2 separate regions of the Homo sapiens genome follow, and region 1 is linked to region 2. Evidence: chromatin loops called from intact Hi-C (ENCODE). Cell type or tissue: breast epithelium. All regions are shown on one strand.

What was found. Hi-C counts contacts between places; a loop is a spot of excess contacts. Peaks named below come from ENCODE experiments on the same cell type or tissue, not always from the same donor. Only the 100,000 strongest peaks of a DNase experiment are listed, where the experiment ranks them.
Region 1: it touches region 2 in a loop (3-fold over the local background); 3 of 110 quality-filtered maps call a loop at or near these places.

The regions. Positions count from the first base shown.
Region 1 is chr11:73,420,446-73,428,445 of GRCh38, forward strand. The region is part of intron 3 of FAM168A (family with sequence similarity 168 member A); the gene reads right to left. Among named protein-coding and RNA genes, the nearest start is that of RELT, 48 kb to the left of the region's middle. In breast epithelium, no CTCF peak of the experiment used is centred here; no DNase peak of the experiment used is centred here.
Region 2 is chr11:73,644,398-73,652,397 of GRCh38, forward strand. It overlaps PLEKHB1 (pleckstrin homology domain containing B1), which reads left to right and starts at 2,184. Exons shown (of 8, transcript NM_021200.3): 1 at 2,184-2,229; 2 at 4,615-4,690; 3 at 6,156-6,308; 4 at 7,391-7,493. The coding sequence starts at 2,212. RefSeq lists enhancers at 1,749-2,667, 3,303-3,462 and a silencer at 3,043-3,262. In breast epithelium, no CTCF peak of the experiment used is centred here; DNase peaks (open chromatin) are centred at 3,174, 3,494 and 7,715; H3K4me3 peaks cover 1,380 bases; H3K27ac peaks cover 1,776 bases.

The sequences.
Region 1 (8,000 bases), 220 kb before region 2:
AGGCCCACAAATAATGACCACATTACATGAACCTTGCTGGACTACCATCTCTTCTGAAGGGACTGAGCTGTGGCCATGGTAGCTTAAAAGGCACTGGGCACTGTGCCACACCGAACCTAGTTAGCCAGTGGGGCACTCCTTGCTAATAACTCCTTCTCCTGTACACCCAGCTGAGGCCAGACAGACATACTTCTTGCATACCCCTGAATATCTCCTACTGAGGTGTTACTGGGTGCCCCACCTGGGATATTTCCTCATGAATTAGAGGTGGTCCTTTGGGCCATTAAGAAAGCACATATGAAATTTGGGGTAGGTAGGAAATATAGATGAGGCCCAGTTTAAGATCTGCAAAGACTTCCCAGGCTGACTCAAAGCTCAGCTCGAGACATCTGAAGGATGATACTTCATATGTTTTAGAAATGGGGAGTGACTCAAAAAACTTACCTTCATGGTGTCCTGAGGGAAGGAGAAGAGAAACAGAGTTCTGAAGTGGGACTTGCCTAACTTTTTAGACATTTTCCTTATTATAATTTCAAACACTAGAGAGGAAACATTCTTGACTCAAATTACTGTTTATGGTAAAACGAAGAATTTTAGCAACATATTTTCCACTCAAATAAAGTCTTGGGGGGGGGGTCATGGATATGGGGTGCTATATAGTATATTAGCAGAAGGTGGGGCTGCATTGGCAATACTTAAAACATTTAAATAAGAGGCTAAGACAGGGTGTTATGAGAATAAAGTATGCCTATACACTCTCTAATTCCACCAGGACAAGGACATTCTACCTCTAGAGAGATCCCGTAACCCCCTCTGCCCATTCAGGTAACAGGTAATGCCTCTGGTTCCTTCGATCCCAGAAGTACTGGGGCCAGAGAAGGTCAGGGACTGTGCTGTTTTTGTTGAACCAAGGCTAGAATTATGGCTATTGTAGGCTGACTCTGCATTTGCATTAATGGCCAGCAATATATACAGCAGATGCTGAGAAATGAGAAGGAAATCATGGGCAGGAAAGTCACACTAAAAGGAGAATTCTGATAAGAGAAATGGAGACCCAGCAGTACTCCATGTAGAGCCCAGGGCCTTTCCTGGACATGAAGACATGGCTCTGCAGACAATGCAGGAGGAGGAGAGTCTGTTTTAAACAATCATTTTGCGTTTCTTTTCTTTGGGGGGGTGGGAAACAGGAAAGGGATAAAGAATCCAATTAGTGTTAACAAATCTTATCAACATGTCTCCAAATTTAGACTCTGCCACACATGTGGCTGGAAAGCAGTGGCCACCCAAAACAACTCTCTAAAAAGTAAAACATGTAGCTCTGAAAAGTCAGATAAAGCAAACCCATGCCCTCAAGACCCCGCAGGAATGCCATTAGGGGGCAGGAGGCCTGAATTTGGCTGTAGGAATTTAGAGAATTTGGAGGTTCTCTTCCATTCAAATTTTTTCCTCCAAGTGGTATATACTTTACCATAATTTTCATCATAAGCCAAAAGTCTGACATTAGCCTGAAGGACTGTGTGACCATTAAAGTTAGTAAATTAAACTAACTTATTCTTTACAAAAGAGTAAATCATTCTTTTATCCAAAGAGTGACTGAGGTCTACACTGCACTCAGCACTGAGGGGAGCGCCACGGTGGAAGGGAACACACGTGGGTCACAGTCACCGCACACAAGGTACTTATGGTCTAGCTGGGGATGCAACACAGCCACACGCCAACCAGGGAGTGAACAAGACAGCATGATACATAGTAAAATAATGTTCCAGGTTAACCAGGAAAGAAGCAAGTGCGACTGTGCCTTTGGTTACTATGTCTTTTCCAACTGATGACATGAACTATACTGTATATTTTTCTGAATAAAAATATTTTTCTTTATTTTCTTCTGGTTTCTTTACAAAGAAAATGAATTAGTGTTTTCCGTACGCCTCTGTATATTTGAATCCTTATAATTTACATAACTAGATAAATGTGAAAACACATCAAAAAAACAAATATTAGCTGTCAACTTGACCTCCCCATTAGTTAGTTGTACCATGTGATCCAGCTCCTCCATATAACGATTCTAAAGTCACCCATTCTATTGGTGGGAGCGATTCAGAGCTCAGTTGTGGGATGAAGACAATCCCAACTGAAGCTTTTAGAGGCATGGTCACAGAGGAGGCTGCTCTGAATGGCATGCCTGCCTTTGGGTGCTTGAAAAGTACCACTTCCTAGAGATGTTTTGTATTTTGAACTAAGTGGTAGTTAAATATAGGCATATACATATGTAAAGACATTATTAAGCTGTACACTTAAGTGTACTTTATATACTTTGCCGTCTATATGTTATCCCTCAATTAAACGAGAGAGAGAGAGAGAAAGAACCCTTGGCAGTGAAGGGCCATGGGCCCAGTCACAGCATGCTGCCCACATCCAGGTGCTGGGTTGTTCACTTCCCTGGATACGGGGCCCTCACGCCCTCTGACAGTTGAACAATCTGTTTAGCACACTTACAAGGAGACGAGGCAGCAAGGGACCATCATCCTGAACAATGTACTGAGTCAGGAAATCTGAGTTGTAGCCTGGGCTCTGCCACTTATTAGCTATGGGACCTTGGGCAAGTTACTTAACCTTTCTAAACTTCAGTTTTGTTGTCTCATAAAATGGCAATAATCATCACTCCTTGATTGCTTCATAGTACTGATGTGAGGGTCAAAAATAAAGTGTCACCCAGTCTTATAGTTTCTAGTTCTGGTTTCTGTCCCCTCTTCCATCTCCAAAGTTGTAGGCTACAGCTCTAATTGAAGCTCTCATCGTCTCTCATCTGAACTACACTACTGCAACTGCTTCCTCATGTTAAATCTGCTGCCCCCAATTTTCAAGCTGCACTCAGAGCGATATACCTAAGACCTAAACCTAATCATAAAACCCCCTTTCTTGAAAACATTCCATAGTTCTCCACTGACTCTAAGCTAAAGTTTGAACTCCTGTGTAGCATTCAATGCCCCACCATGATCATCTTGTCCCAATGACCTCTCTAGACTCTCTCATTGTTCTCAATCTCCAGCCCATACTACAGCCACAGAAACTGCTTATCATTCCCAGAATATGCCAAGGAGCTTCACATCTCCATGTTTTTGTCCACACTGCTACCTCTTCTGGCATGTATCTCCCCAAACTCCATCTGGTAATATTAATTAATCCATCAATCATGAGCTGAAGACTCACACCTACTACGAAGCCTTTCCTTCTCCCCACCCCTTAACCACAGCTCTCTCATGCATACCTATAAACTGACTATCCCAATCCCTATGATTCTTGGAAGCACCTGTACTTGATGGCATGTCTTCTCTCCACTAAACTGTGAGCTCCTTGAGAACAAGCCCCTTGTCTTACTAGTCTTCGTATTTTCAAAGGGCCAGCTTAGAGCCTGGCACAGAATTTTATAAAGTGAAGAACTGCATCCGTATTCTTTATGCAGATCTATTTCAGATGCTATAACTGGAAGGGGAAGAATGAAAGCTTCTCTAACTTTTTATGCACCCTTCTGTCCAGGTTCATATATCCTGAGGCAAACAAAAAATGACTACATGAGAAACAGGTCTGCAACTAACAAAATTGAAGTAATAAAATTATAAGAGGACAGTGTATTAGCATTTAAAGGGACCTCAGAGATCATGTGAAATTAAACAATTTATCTATGGCCTGGAGACAGTAGTAAATTGCCCAAGATCACACAGCCCACAGCAGTGGCAAGGAGAAATTTCACAGCTCATCTCCTGACAGATGCGCGACACACAAATTCAATTTCCAGCATCCAAATAATTCAAGGTTAAAAGTTGAGAAAGGGTGCAGAAATTTTACAAAAACATTTTCCTGAGCAGCCCAGGTGAGGGTGGTGAAAGTTGCAAGTCCCTCCCATGGTCCCTTCCTGTCTATGACAAAAAGGACCTAGTCAAGTTATACTGTTGGGACCCTCACAGGTGCCCAGAAGTTCCCGTGGTGCCTTGGGCCTGGAGTCCACACTGTCCAGAGAACCCAGTTCTGGTCCCTCATTTATCAGCACGCTGCCCCCCCCACCTCTCACCATCTTCTAGGAAAATGAGCCCAGAGCTCAAGTTCTGGGCTAAGGGAACATATTGTATCTAAAGTCAACCAGGTCTTCAAACATGTCAGACTGCCGATGGAGATGGAAAATCTGATCCTGGGGCAGACTAGTTTTTTGGGTTCTAATAGGCATAATCCAGGTACTCCTTCACAGAGGCTACCACAAAGCCAACTGAGGAGCTGCATACAGGCCCTGGAATTTTTATTCATTTGTTTGTTTGAATTCGGCAGCCAGGTTAGGTTGAGAGACGCCTTTTAGTGCCATGATCCTTTGCTGCTGCCCTAGGGACGGTTCATGTGTGTCTCCAACCCATGATTTTTGCACCATCAGACACGTTCCTGCATGCTTTAGGAACTGCTGCTGAGCCACCTGGGGGGAGCCCAAGCCTAGGGGATGGGATTTGGGGAGGAGAGGAGAGGGGATCTACCATTGTTACGAGAGAACACATTCATAGGCTGTAATACAGATGAGGAAAAATAGCTTTCCTACCATAAGCTGAATGCAGGAACTGAAACTCTGTTGGATAGAAATGTTAGTTGAAATTACCACTAAGAATTTGTGCAAAGTTGTATACATTGCAGTTACATAAACAGACTTTGTTTTGCAATAGCAGTTTCCCCCCAGCTTCACAAAAGCAGTAAATAAAGATGTAAAACACCTTTACCCTAGAGAGGGTGACAGACATGTCATCTGGGAAAGTCCATTCAATGCAGAGAGCCCCTCCCTGGATGCCATAGTGTCTTCCAGACAGCTGACCCAGAGCTGCCGGATGTGAACAAGCCCAAGTTCCTGCTTTTTGCTTGTCTGTTATAAGAATACATTTCAGTTCTCCCAGGAACTGCAGAGGGATTTCACATATGGCAGATGTGTTAGAGGAAGTGAAGGTTCAGAGACAATATCACCATCTTTGGCCTCTAAAGAGCTGTCTGTAAAACCTCTAAGAGATAGGACCAGTGCAGAGGCACTCCATCCCTGAAGCCTCTGGGTCACTGTGGTGCTATAGAAGGAGCACAGGTTGTAGGGTCAGACAAGTTGGGTTTGAATCCCAGCTATACTGCCTTTTTTGGAGACAGTGTCTCACTTTGTTGCCCAGGCTGGAATGCAGTGGTGCAATGATAGCTCAATGCAGCCTCCGGCTCCTGGGCTCAAGTGATCCTTCTGTCTCAGCCTCCTAAGTAACTGAGACTACAGGTGCATGCCACCAAGCCTGCCTGTTTTTTAAAATTTAATTTTTTGTAGAGACAGGGTCTTACCATGTTGCCCAGGCTGGTCTTGACCTTTGGCCTCAAGGGATCCCCCCGCCTTGCCCTCCCAAATCTACTGGTTTTTAGCTGTATAACTTTGGGCAACTTATTTAACCTGTTTGAACAAAGTTGGAGGCAAGAAGCCCCAACTCACAAGACTAAGGTAAAAATGAATGTTTGTAACATGACTTGTGCAGGGCTTGGAACAGGGCAGCTGTTCAGAAAGCACAAATTCCTTTTCCCTACCCTTCTCCAAGTTTGTTGTATGTAAAATGGGAATAATGTATTTGTACTTTATAGGGATGCAGTGAAATCAAATGAGACAATAGGGGAAAATGTTTTGTCAAAAGATTCTCATGAGGAGGTTATTTTATTTTTATCTGTATTAGTTAACCTGTTTATCCGTCCCTTCATTTATTTTCAAGCCAGATTACCATTAATAGGTCCCTCGATTCTGAAAGCCAAGTCTTGATTGGCTCCTACCTCTTGTGGGGCCAAAGAGTTCTTAAATAAGATCCCTGAAATCATTAAGAGCTTGGGAAAAAGCTCCAAATACCCACATTGCTTTCAGAACCAATGAAAAGAGTGAAATGTTTCCCTGCATCCTGGACAGATGACATCTCAGGGTATTCAGAGCTGCTAAAAATAGCTCTCTCTCAAGCAACTTCTGGGTCTCCTTAAAGCAGCTGAAAGAAATTTAAACCTAAGAGCCTGGTTCCTTCTGAAGGCACCTCTGTGCATCACAAATGGCTAGCTCTGGCAGGAAGGTGAGAGTAACCTACACTGTCCTTTCTGACCTTGAGCCAGCTTCTCCATGGTAGGAAGTCCCCCAGTCAGGAAATCTGCACTGTGAATCCAGAGGCCAGCATTCCAAAATATGCTGTGTGTGTGTGTATGTGTGTGTGTGTGTAGGATTCCAAAATATGCTGTGTGTGTGTGTGTGTGTGTGTGTGTGTGTAAGTAACTCAAAGGGAAAGGGATCTTCCCAAGGTTGCACCAAAATCAGAAGCAAAGTTAGTGCTACAATCTAGGTCTTTCAACTCCGAGTTTGGGGCCTTTAAATACAATACTCTAACGCTACCCTCTCTTATGGATTTTGTGTGTTTTTGAGAAAATAGTCTGGGTGACTTTAGTAGAAATATGTTGACTTTTAAAAACAAAATTGGGGACAATCAAGTTAGATGAGGGCTTATTTTTTGTTTGGAAATATGTTTTATTTATTTATTTTTTTTGAGATGGAGTCTCACTCTGTCGGCCCAGGATGGAGTGCAGTGGCGCAATCTTGGCTCACTGCAACCTCCGCCTCCCGGGTTCAAGCAATTCTCCTGCCTCAGCCTCCCGAGTAGCTGGGATTATGGGCACGTGCCACCACGCCTGGCTAATTTTTTGTATTTTTAGTAGAGACAGCGTTTCACGGTGTTAGCCAGGATGGTCTCTATCTCCTGACCTCGTGATCCACCCGCCTCGGCCTCCCAAAGTGCTGAGATTACAGGTGTGAGCCACTGCGCCCAGCCTGGAAATATGTTGACTTTTAAAAACAAAATTGGGGAAAATCAAGTTAGATGAGGGCTTACTTTTTGCTTGTTTTAAAATTAAAGCTGAATAACATGCCAGGATGTACTCAATCTCAATCTCTTTTTTTCCCCTACAGTTTCAGCCTCCTCCTATCTGCACTCCTTTCCCTCTTTAGCCAGTCTAACGCCTTAATTTCTCTCTGGCCCACTGATGCAACCACAATGTAGCAGTTAAGAGCTCATGCAGCACAGTGGCAGGGTGCTGGGGCTTGGATCTTTGGGCTAATTATGTAACTTCTCTAAGCTTTAGTTTTCCCATTTCGGAAATGGGGATAATAAGAGTACCAACCTCAAAAGTTTATTGCAATATGCAACAAGCTAATATAGATAAAGAACTTCAAATAGTTCCTGACACATAGAAAACATTCAATAAATAGTAGCTATTTATTCCATGTCTTTCCACTTATTGGCAAACTGATCCGAAACAATCCCACAGTCTATCACCAGAGGTGCTGAACATTATGAGAAAATAGCCCAGTGCTGGGGATGAGAGCCTGGACAAATTCACAGCCTCCACCATTCAGATGGGCCCCCCAATGTGACCCTGCTCTGTTATCTTTTGGTAGTTTCCAGTCCTACTCCTTCCTGTGAGGCTCTCACATCCTGACCTCCCTGGTTAAGAACCCTCCTTGATCTCTACTCCCCTCTGTCTCAGCAAATCAAGGTCATTAGATGAGAATTCTCCACTTTCCACTGGGCAATTTATTCTAAGCACATCTATCTGTGACCTTTCCTTTAGTCTTTCCTTTAGTTGCCCTCCTGCGTGAGGCACCCTGTCTCCACCTGCTACTCAACTTCCCAAACCAAAGAAGAGAACTGAGCTCCAGATTTCCCACCCCTACAGCAGCCTCTGTGGAGGCCCGGCTCTGATTGGCACCACCTCTCCTGTATCTCTGACTTGTCCTCTCCACTTGCACCTTCCTATCAGTACCCCACACTCATACCTGAGAAAACCTTCCTTCAACCCTACATTCACTTCTAGTCAGTGTCCTTTTGTTTTTCCTTTCCTGGTAGCTAAGCTTCTAGTAAGAATAGGCTATATATGCTAAATCTACTTCTTCACTCCTGATTCACTGCACTCTGGTTTCTAGCCTC
Region 2 (8,000 bases):
GTAGGTGAATTACATCTCACTAAAATTATCACTTTGGCCGGGCGCAGTGGCTCACGCCTGTAATCCCGCTCTCAGGGAGGCAAGAGGCGGGAGGATAGCTTGAGCCCAGGAGTTCGAGACCTGCCTGGGCAATATGGCGAGACCCCGTTCTCCAGAAAAAGGAAAAAAAAAAAAAGACAAAAAAAAGCGTAAAATTATCACTTTAAAGTGTTTTCTTTTCTTTTTTTTTTTTTTTTTTTTTGAGACGGAGTTTAGCTCTTGTTGTCCAGGTTGGAGTGCAGTGGTGAAATCTCGGCTCACCACAATCTCTGCCTCCCGGTTCAAGCAATTCTCCCGCCTCAGCCTCCCTAGTAGCTGGGATTACAGGCATGTGCCACCACACCCAGCTAATTTTGTATTTTTAGTAGAGATGGGGTTTCTCCATATTGGTCAGGCTGGTCTCGAACTCCCGATCTCAGGTGATCTGCCCGCCTTGGCCTCCCAAAGTGCTGGGATTACAGGCATGAGCCACAGCGCCCGGCCATTTAAAATGTTTTCATAAGCACTTTTACTTTTGCTCAAATTGCATCTTGATATAAACTTCAAGTTTTTTAAAATAAAGATAATATAAATTATTCTCATTATATTATACTCTCTAGAAAATGTAAGTAGTAAATTTGAATTTGATGAGCCAGTCCACTATTTCCTAAACAATGTATTATCTGTGGGCTGTTCATTCACCAGGGACACTTGAAATGGCAAAATCTTTTCCTCTCTGCCAATGGTTCTGTGCACCATAGCCACAAAGAAATGTAAAAGTTACTTGTTGGCTTATTAGTCTCAATAAGTTTTAGTTGATTGAACAAACAAAGTCTCTCACAGCCAGGACTGCTGCGGCTGGAATTCCTGACATACTGTCATACCTCTCACTCGTCAATCTACACTCTCCTCCCATCTACACAGCTCTGGAAATTAAAAACAATCCAACCATGACTATCATGGCTTCAGAGGTCTATGAACTCCCAGGAATTATACGCAGATTTTTTCCTGAGGACAGTCTACACTTCCTTATTGGCTTCTCAAAGAGGGTCACTGACCAGCTTTTAGAGACATGGGCCAAGTCCGGCTACGTTTAGATTCGGTAGTAGTGTCTGTGGTTTTAGTTTGCCACGTCCTTTCCTCTTTTTTTCGTCATAGTGCCCGCTCTTTGGGAGGTAGGGGAGAGTCTTCCCCTGAAGTCTCCACTGCTGCTGGAGAACCTTCCTTTTTCATCTGGTTGCTAAATCCAGAGAATGAAATCTAGGAGATGATTGCACCGTCCCCGCCCCTCAACATGAAGGATGCCCCACTGCCCATCGGGGAGGGGAGCAGGGAGAGCTGGAGAGAGGCTGGGTCGGGGCAGGACCCAGGCGCAGATCCTCCGAGGCCAGCTGCAGCCCTACCTACCTGCCTTCCCGTCTTTCCCCTCCCTTCTTTTCTCCTTCTGTCTTTCCTTCCTTCCATATCTCTTTCCTTGCCTCTTTCCCCCTCCCACTGCTTCCTTTCTTCCTTCCACTGTGGAGGTGGAAAATTTAGCTAGGAGAAGCTGGGACTGGGACGTTCCAGGAACCAGACAGAGAGTGAGTTAAAGGCACAGAGATGAAAACGCGGTATGGGAGAGCTGGTTCTTGAGTCGGCTAAGAGGGGATGAACTCAATGGTTAATAGGATTGGCCATGGCGAATCCCTCAGCAGGGCACGCACCGCACAAAGGGCCGAGGAGCGAGGGTAGCTCGAGGTCAGGATTACAGAGACTCAGGAGCAAGAGAGGAAGGCTTAAAGAGCCAGACTGCGCAGCCAGGACTGGGGTGATGGGCGCTGTCCTGCCAGGCCAAAGAATGAAGATGTAGCCCCGCCCCCAACCTAGGGAGGAGGACCAGCCCGGTTCCTGTCCTGCCCCCGCAACCTCGCCCCGATTCCACTCCGGGAACCTCGGCGATGCTGAGCCAAGACCACTTCTGAATCAGGGATGACTTGTCTAGTGAACCTAGGGTCAGAGCCATCAGTTGGAAAGGCTGGGAGGAGCCTGGAGAAAGAGGGCGACCTTCCTTGGGATCTGTGCGCTCCCTCCTTGCCTCCCCCTCCAGCCTCCCACTTGGTAGCACCTTCCTGATCCCCTTATCTCTAAGGCGCTCAGGGAAATGCCCCGCTGCGGGAGCCTTCTGGGAAATGCTGCCCTGGCCACCCAGGAACCATGAGCCCTGCAGCCCCGGTAAGGAAGAGTTCTCTGGGACAGGAGGAAGGGCCCAGGGCAGGGTGGGCACCCTTGCCACATAGGGGACGGGACAGAAGTCTTTTAGGCCCTGACATCCTCTGGTCTCTGAATGACATCCTGTGGCTGCTGGTAGGTGAGGGTTTGCGGGGCTGAGCTATTGAAGGAAATGATCACAGTCCGAGGTGATAGATACAGAAAGTCTTCCTTTCTCCAGGTGGGCTCCCGCCAGTCCATTCTTCACTGTGCCCTAGAGGGGCCTTTCCGACCCCCTAATCACACACCTCACTCCTCATCTTGAAACTCCCACCCCCAGCTCCAGTCACTGCGTCCTAACATCCAAGCTCTCCGCCTGTCATGCAAGGCCTCTGTGCTATTTCTTTCCAAACCCTGCAGCTCTATCGCCTGACACTCCCGATGCCCTCCCCACCCCTGCGCTTTATGTTCTAGACACACGGAAATGCTGGGCACTCTTCAACATCCTGACAGTATTCATAGGGGAAATTTCGGGTCGCCTAGGAAACTGCCCCTCATCCTCCAAGGCCCCTTTCAGCCTCCTCTGGGAAGCCTTCCTGAACCCCTTGAGAAAAGTCAGGCTCATCTTTTCCATTGTTAAATCACACCTTGTGCTCCAATTGTGTGTTTCCATGTAATCTCCCTCACTAGACTGGAAGCTGGGGATGGAAAGGGGAAGCATCAAAAAAACATGCAAAACTAGGAGCTTGGCTTCTCCTTGCAACTTTACTTTTTCTTTTTTTCTAGGAACTGAGTTCAATGATTCTTAAGAAAAAGTATTTCATGATAAATGAGTGAACAAATGTCTTAATAGAAAAGTAAAATTGCAGGCGGGGCTGCTTCTGCCCAGCTCTACAGGGGTAGACTACAAGTCCCAGTACGCCTCGGGTCAGCATCTCTTCACGTCACTCCCCCTCCCTGGGGTGGGCAGGTCCGGAGGGCGGGGCCCGGGGGCAGCTGGGCTCTCAGGCGCTGCGGGAGGAGAGAAATGCCCCAGGCTCTCCGGGGCACACAAAGCGCAGGCGCAGCGGGTTGGGTGGCAGCAGCATCGAGTAGCGGCCGCTTAGGCAGCAACATCCGCAACAAGTGTAGACAAGGTGGGTGCATCAAGGGGAGGGGCTGGAAAAGGAGTCTGCACCTGACCCTCTTGTCTGATCTGTGTCAAGACCGTGGAGAGGGGAGGGAGCGGCAAGAGGAACAGACAAGGCTGGGCCTTCCAGCCCAGGTGTGCCAGCCCTTGTTACGCAGCAACAGGTGTGAGCAGGTGGGGGAGGGGCGGAGGCACCCGCTGGCAAGTGAGTCGCCCTCAGGAACAGAGGGCACCTACCTGGATTCCAGTGCAAGCTACATCATGTACATGGATGAGTCATTTGCTAACCCTCAGTTTGTCCATCTGTAAAACAGGAGTAAGGATTCCCTTCCTAACAGGGTTAGAGTGGGGACAAGGTGAGGGAGTAGAATGTGCGGTGACGTCCAAACTTAGCTGTACATTGGAATCATCTGAGGATCTTTGAAGAGTATCAGGGCTTGCCTCCTGCCCTCAGACATTCTGATTTAATTGTTACGGAGTGTGGCCTGGTATCGGAAGTTCTCAAAGCTCCTGCCGGCATAACGGTTTGAAGCCAGGACTGCTGGGTGTGAGTCTGGGCTCCATTGCTTACTAATCAAGTGGCCCCGTGCAACTGACTGGACCTTTCCGGCCCCCGTTTCCCCATCTCTGAAATAGGAATAATAAGGACTGCAGGGAGGCTTAAATGAGATAATGGATGAAAGCACTGATAGGGGGTACCCGGACAGAGTGCTCGGTCCATCACAGCTGCTGTTGAACTGCTCTTTGAAGCACTTTGTAAACAGCTCTAGTGGGGTCCAAATAGGAGGGAGCTTTTCCCTCATCCATTGCCGTGATTCTAATATTCTGCACTTCCACATTACAGAATCCCAAGGTTTCTAATACTTTAAGAGTCTCATGCTCCACCGACTGAGCTAGTCAGGCATATTCTAATGTTTCAAGAGCTCCTCCCTCCAGCCTCTGCCTGCCTCACAGACACACTTCTACAGATCTAGAAACTGAGACCAGGACAGAGGGCCAGGGAGGAGGGATATGGCCAAAGTTACCAAGCTGAGGCTGGAATCCAGGCTCCTGGTCCCCACCCCCACCCCACACCAATGGCTGCCCTGCTGACCCCACAGTGACAGTGCTCCCATTCTCTTCCTGAGCAGAGAATGGGGAGGAGGCCGAGGCCGCCTGGCCCTTGTTTACTAACCCTCCCTCAAACGTTTCCTGGGTGGCTCCCCAGGGACGGCAGGGCTGGGGGCTTCTCTCCAGGGAGCTGCTGCTGAGGCCTGTGTCTCCCGTGGCTCCTCTGACAGGTCCCGCCTGACTCCGCTCTGGAAAGTCCTTTTGAAGAAATGGCCCTGGTGAGGGGCGGCTGGCTGTGGAGACAGAGTGAGTGATCCTGGGCCCCTGGTCCTGGGGCAGGGTGAAGGAAGTGGCTTACTGGGCTTGCCACGGGGAACACTTCTCTCAAGAAACCAGGACCTTTTCATCCTTCCCTTGTTTGTCCATGCTCTTCCCTCTGCCTGAAGGTCCTTCCCATTCCCGACTACATGGTTTAAACTTCTATTTGTTCATCACGACCCATCTCAGATGGGCCCCTCTCTGAGGAGCCTTCTCTGGCTTTTCCTCTGGCCCCCACCCCTGCTCCTGCAGTAGCGTCAAGCTGGATTAGAGGCTCCCTCCTCGGTTTTCACGGCGCCTTACAGTGATCTCCTTAGAACAGAACTGTCTATCTGTGGGTATCCCCACTCCCTGACCCCAGACTGGCCCCAGTCTGCGAACTCCTCAAGGACAGGGGCTGGGTTTGACCCTCTGTGTGTCCACAGTCCCCCAACCCCGGGCTGGACACAGAACGAGGCACAGAACAAAGTGAAAAATGCCTTTGTGCTTTGGAATCCACAAAGCCCTAAGAAGCTCTCTTATGTCTTTGCCCTTCCCTGTTAAGATTTCCAGTTGCAAAATGTCAGAAGCTCGGTCTCGGGCTTCTAGACCCACCTCTGACCAGAGTCATGACCTGAGCAAGAGCTATCCTGGGGACCCCTGGGACAAGCAGCCCCATGCCCCATACCCCTGCCCATTCTCAGTTCATTTAGTTCAGCAAACACTGAGCCAGGTCTCCCTGGGTGCCAGGACCTGCGTGGGGAGCCATAGCCCCCAGAGTGGTACAGGAGGCAGATGCTACACAAATAACCATCACACAAGTCAGAGATGAGAGATAAGAGGCCGGGCACAGTGGCTCATGCCTGTAATCCCAACACTTTAGGAGGCTGAGTTGGGAGGATTGCTTGAGCCCAGGAGTTTGATACCAGCCTAGACAACATGGTGAGACCCACTGTCTCCAAGAATACCTACCTGGCTAATTAAAAATTAGCCAGGTGCAGTGGTGCGTGCCTGATGTTCCAGCTATTTGGGAGGCTGAGATGGGAGGATCACTTGAGCCCAGGAGGTTAAGGCTGCAGTGAGCCATGCCTGTGCCCCTGCACTCCAGCCTGAGTGACAGAGCAAGACCCTGTCTCAAAGACAGAGAGAGAGAAGATGCAGGCTTAAGGTAGGGAGAGGTCTTTGCCCTTGAAGAGACCTGGGGCTTGGCCTTAGAAGCTTCCAAGTAATGGGCCCAGTCACTCATTTCCCTGTTCAGCACGTGTATCGAGCTTCTGCTATGCATCAGACCCAATGGGAGGCAGGAGGTGAACAAGACAGAAAGAGGTCCTGCCCTCATTTCAGGGGGTAGACAAGAAAAAGGTGGTTGTAACACTAGGGACTGAGGCTGAGGGGACTTGGGAGTCTGTCTGGGGCTTCTATTCCCAGCAGGCTCTGGGATCAGCCTGCCTAGTGCATCTGGAATATCGTACAGGCTCCATCCTCCGCCGCTGGAAGCGGAACTGGTTTGCCCTGTGGCTGGACGGGACCCTGGGATACTACCACGATGAGACAGCGCAGGACGAGGAGGACCGTGTGCTCATCCACTTCAATGTCCGTGACATAAAGATCGGCCCAGAGTGCCATGGTGAGCAGAAGCCCCTTCCTCTGTGGCACCGTGACTGTGGGCAGAGCCTCCCGCTGTCTCCGAGAACACTTGCTGTTGGAAGTCTTTTTGCAGCTTTCAGAGGCATTTCACAGACATTGCTTCTGAGCCTCTGTCAACTCCAATTCAGTTTGGTGTGAGTTAAGAAATAGGTCCTTGGCTGTGTGTGGTGGCGCATGCCTGTAATTTCAGCACTTTGGGTGGCTGAAGCGGGCGGATCACTTGAGGTCAGGAGTTCTAGATCAGCCCGGCCAACATAGCGAGACCCTGTCTCTTAAAAAAAAAAAAATTGGTGAGATGCGGTCACATATGGCTACTGGGGAGGCCGAGGCAGGAGAATTGCTTGAGCCCAGGAATTCAAGGCTGCAGTAAGCTATGATCCCAGTACTTTGAGAGGCATGTAGATTACTTGAGTCTAGAGTTCAAGACCAGCCTGGGCAACATGGCAAAACCCCGTCTCTACCAAAACAAAAACAAACAAAAATTAGCCGGGCATGGTAGTGTGTACCTGTAGTCCCAGCTACTTAAGAGGCTCAGGTGGGAGGATTGCTTGAGCCTGGGAGGCAGAGGTTGCAGTGAGTGTTCATGGCACTGCACTACAGCCTGGGGGACAGAGCTAGACCCTGTCTCAAAAAAAAAAAAAAAAAGAAAAAGAAAAATCAGTCCTTTAGTGCCTTTCTCCTCTGTGCTGTCTCAGAGGTGAGCCAGGCACAGTTCCTGCCCTCCAGGCGCTCGGTACTGGATGAAGACGAAATGAAATTAGGAGGCCCAGAGAAGCGAAGTGGCCCAGAGTCACAGCAAATCTCCACATTCCTCCACCAAGGCCCAGGCCACAGTTCTAACAGGGTAACTGGGAGGTGTGCTGAGGGAAGCCTCAGCATGGAAAGGTTGGAAAGGTTGGAAACGTAGAGTGGAATCCCTCAGAGAGTATATGGGATCAGAGGAGGTTGGCAGTGGCCAGTAAACAGAGCCCAGAGAAGTCAATTCCTATTCCTGTCCCTGCTTTACTGGGGGGACCTGGGGCTTGTGCCTGTGGAAACCCATATATGTGTGTCTGCTTCCAGATGTGCAGCCCCCAGAGGGCCGGAGCCGAGATGGCCTGCTGACTGTGAACCTACGGGAAGGCGGCCGCCTGCACCTCTGTGCGGAGACCAAGGATGATGCCCTGTGAGTCACTCCCAGGAGAGGATGGGGTGGAATCTCGGGGAAAGTTACCATGTGCCCCCTTCTCATTGGGCCTTCTGGTTCTCTGACCGTAGGAAGAGGGCACTAAGGCCAGTCAGCAAGGGAGTCTTATTGGAGGCGGGTGGAGTGGATTTGAAGGGCTTGTGGTGACTGGCATGGCACACAGTGAACTCCTCATGTGGTCTACAGTGAACTCAGGATTGCTGAGGGGGAGGTGTGCACACCTGCCTCAGGTATCTGGTTCCTGGTCTTTAGCGGCCTCTGAGGTGAGCCCTCACCTGAGGGTGATGCAAAGCAGCAGAGCAGCCTAGTGGCACCCTTGCTCCCTTCTTAGAAGATGCCCTGGTGGGGGACTCTGATCTGAGGGGTAGCCCTGGACCTGCCTACAAAGGCAGTCAGCTGCGTCCCAGGCAGGGGCACCCCAATGTCAGATGCATATCCACGTGGCCAGCCTGGGTGTGTCCTTCTCAGGCACCATCTGCTGGCTCA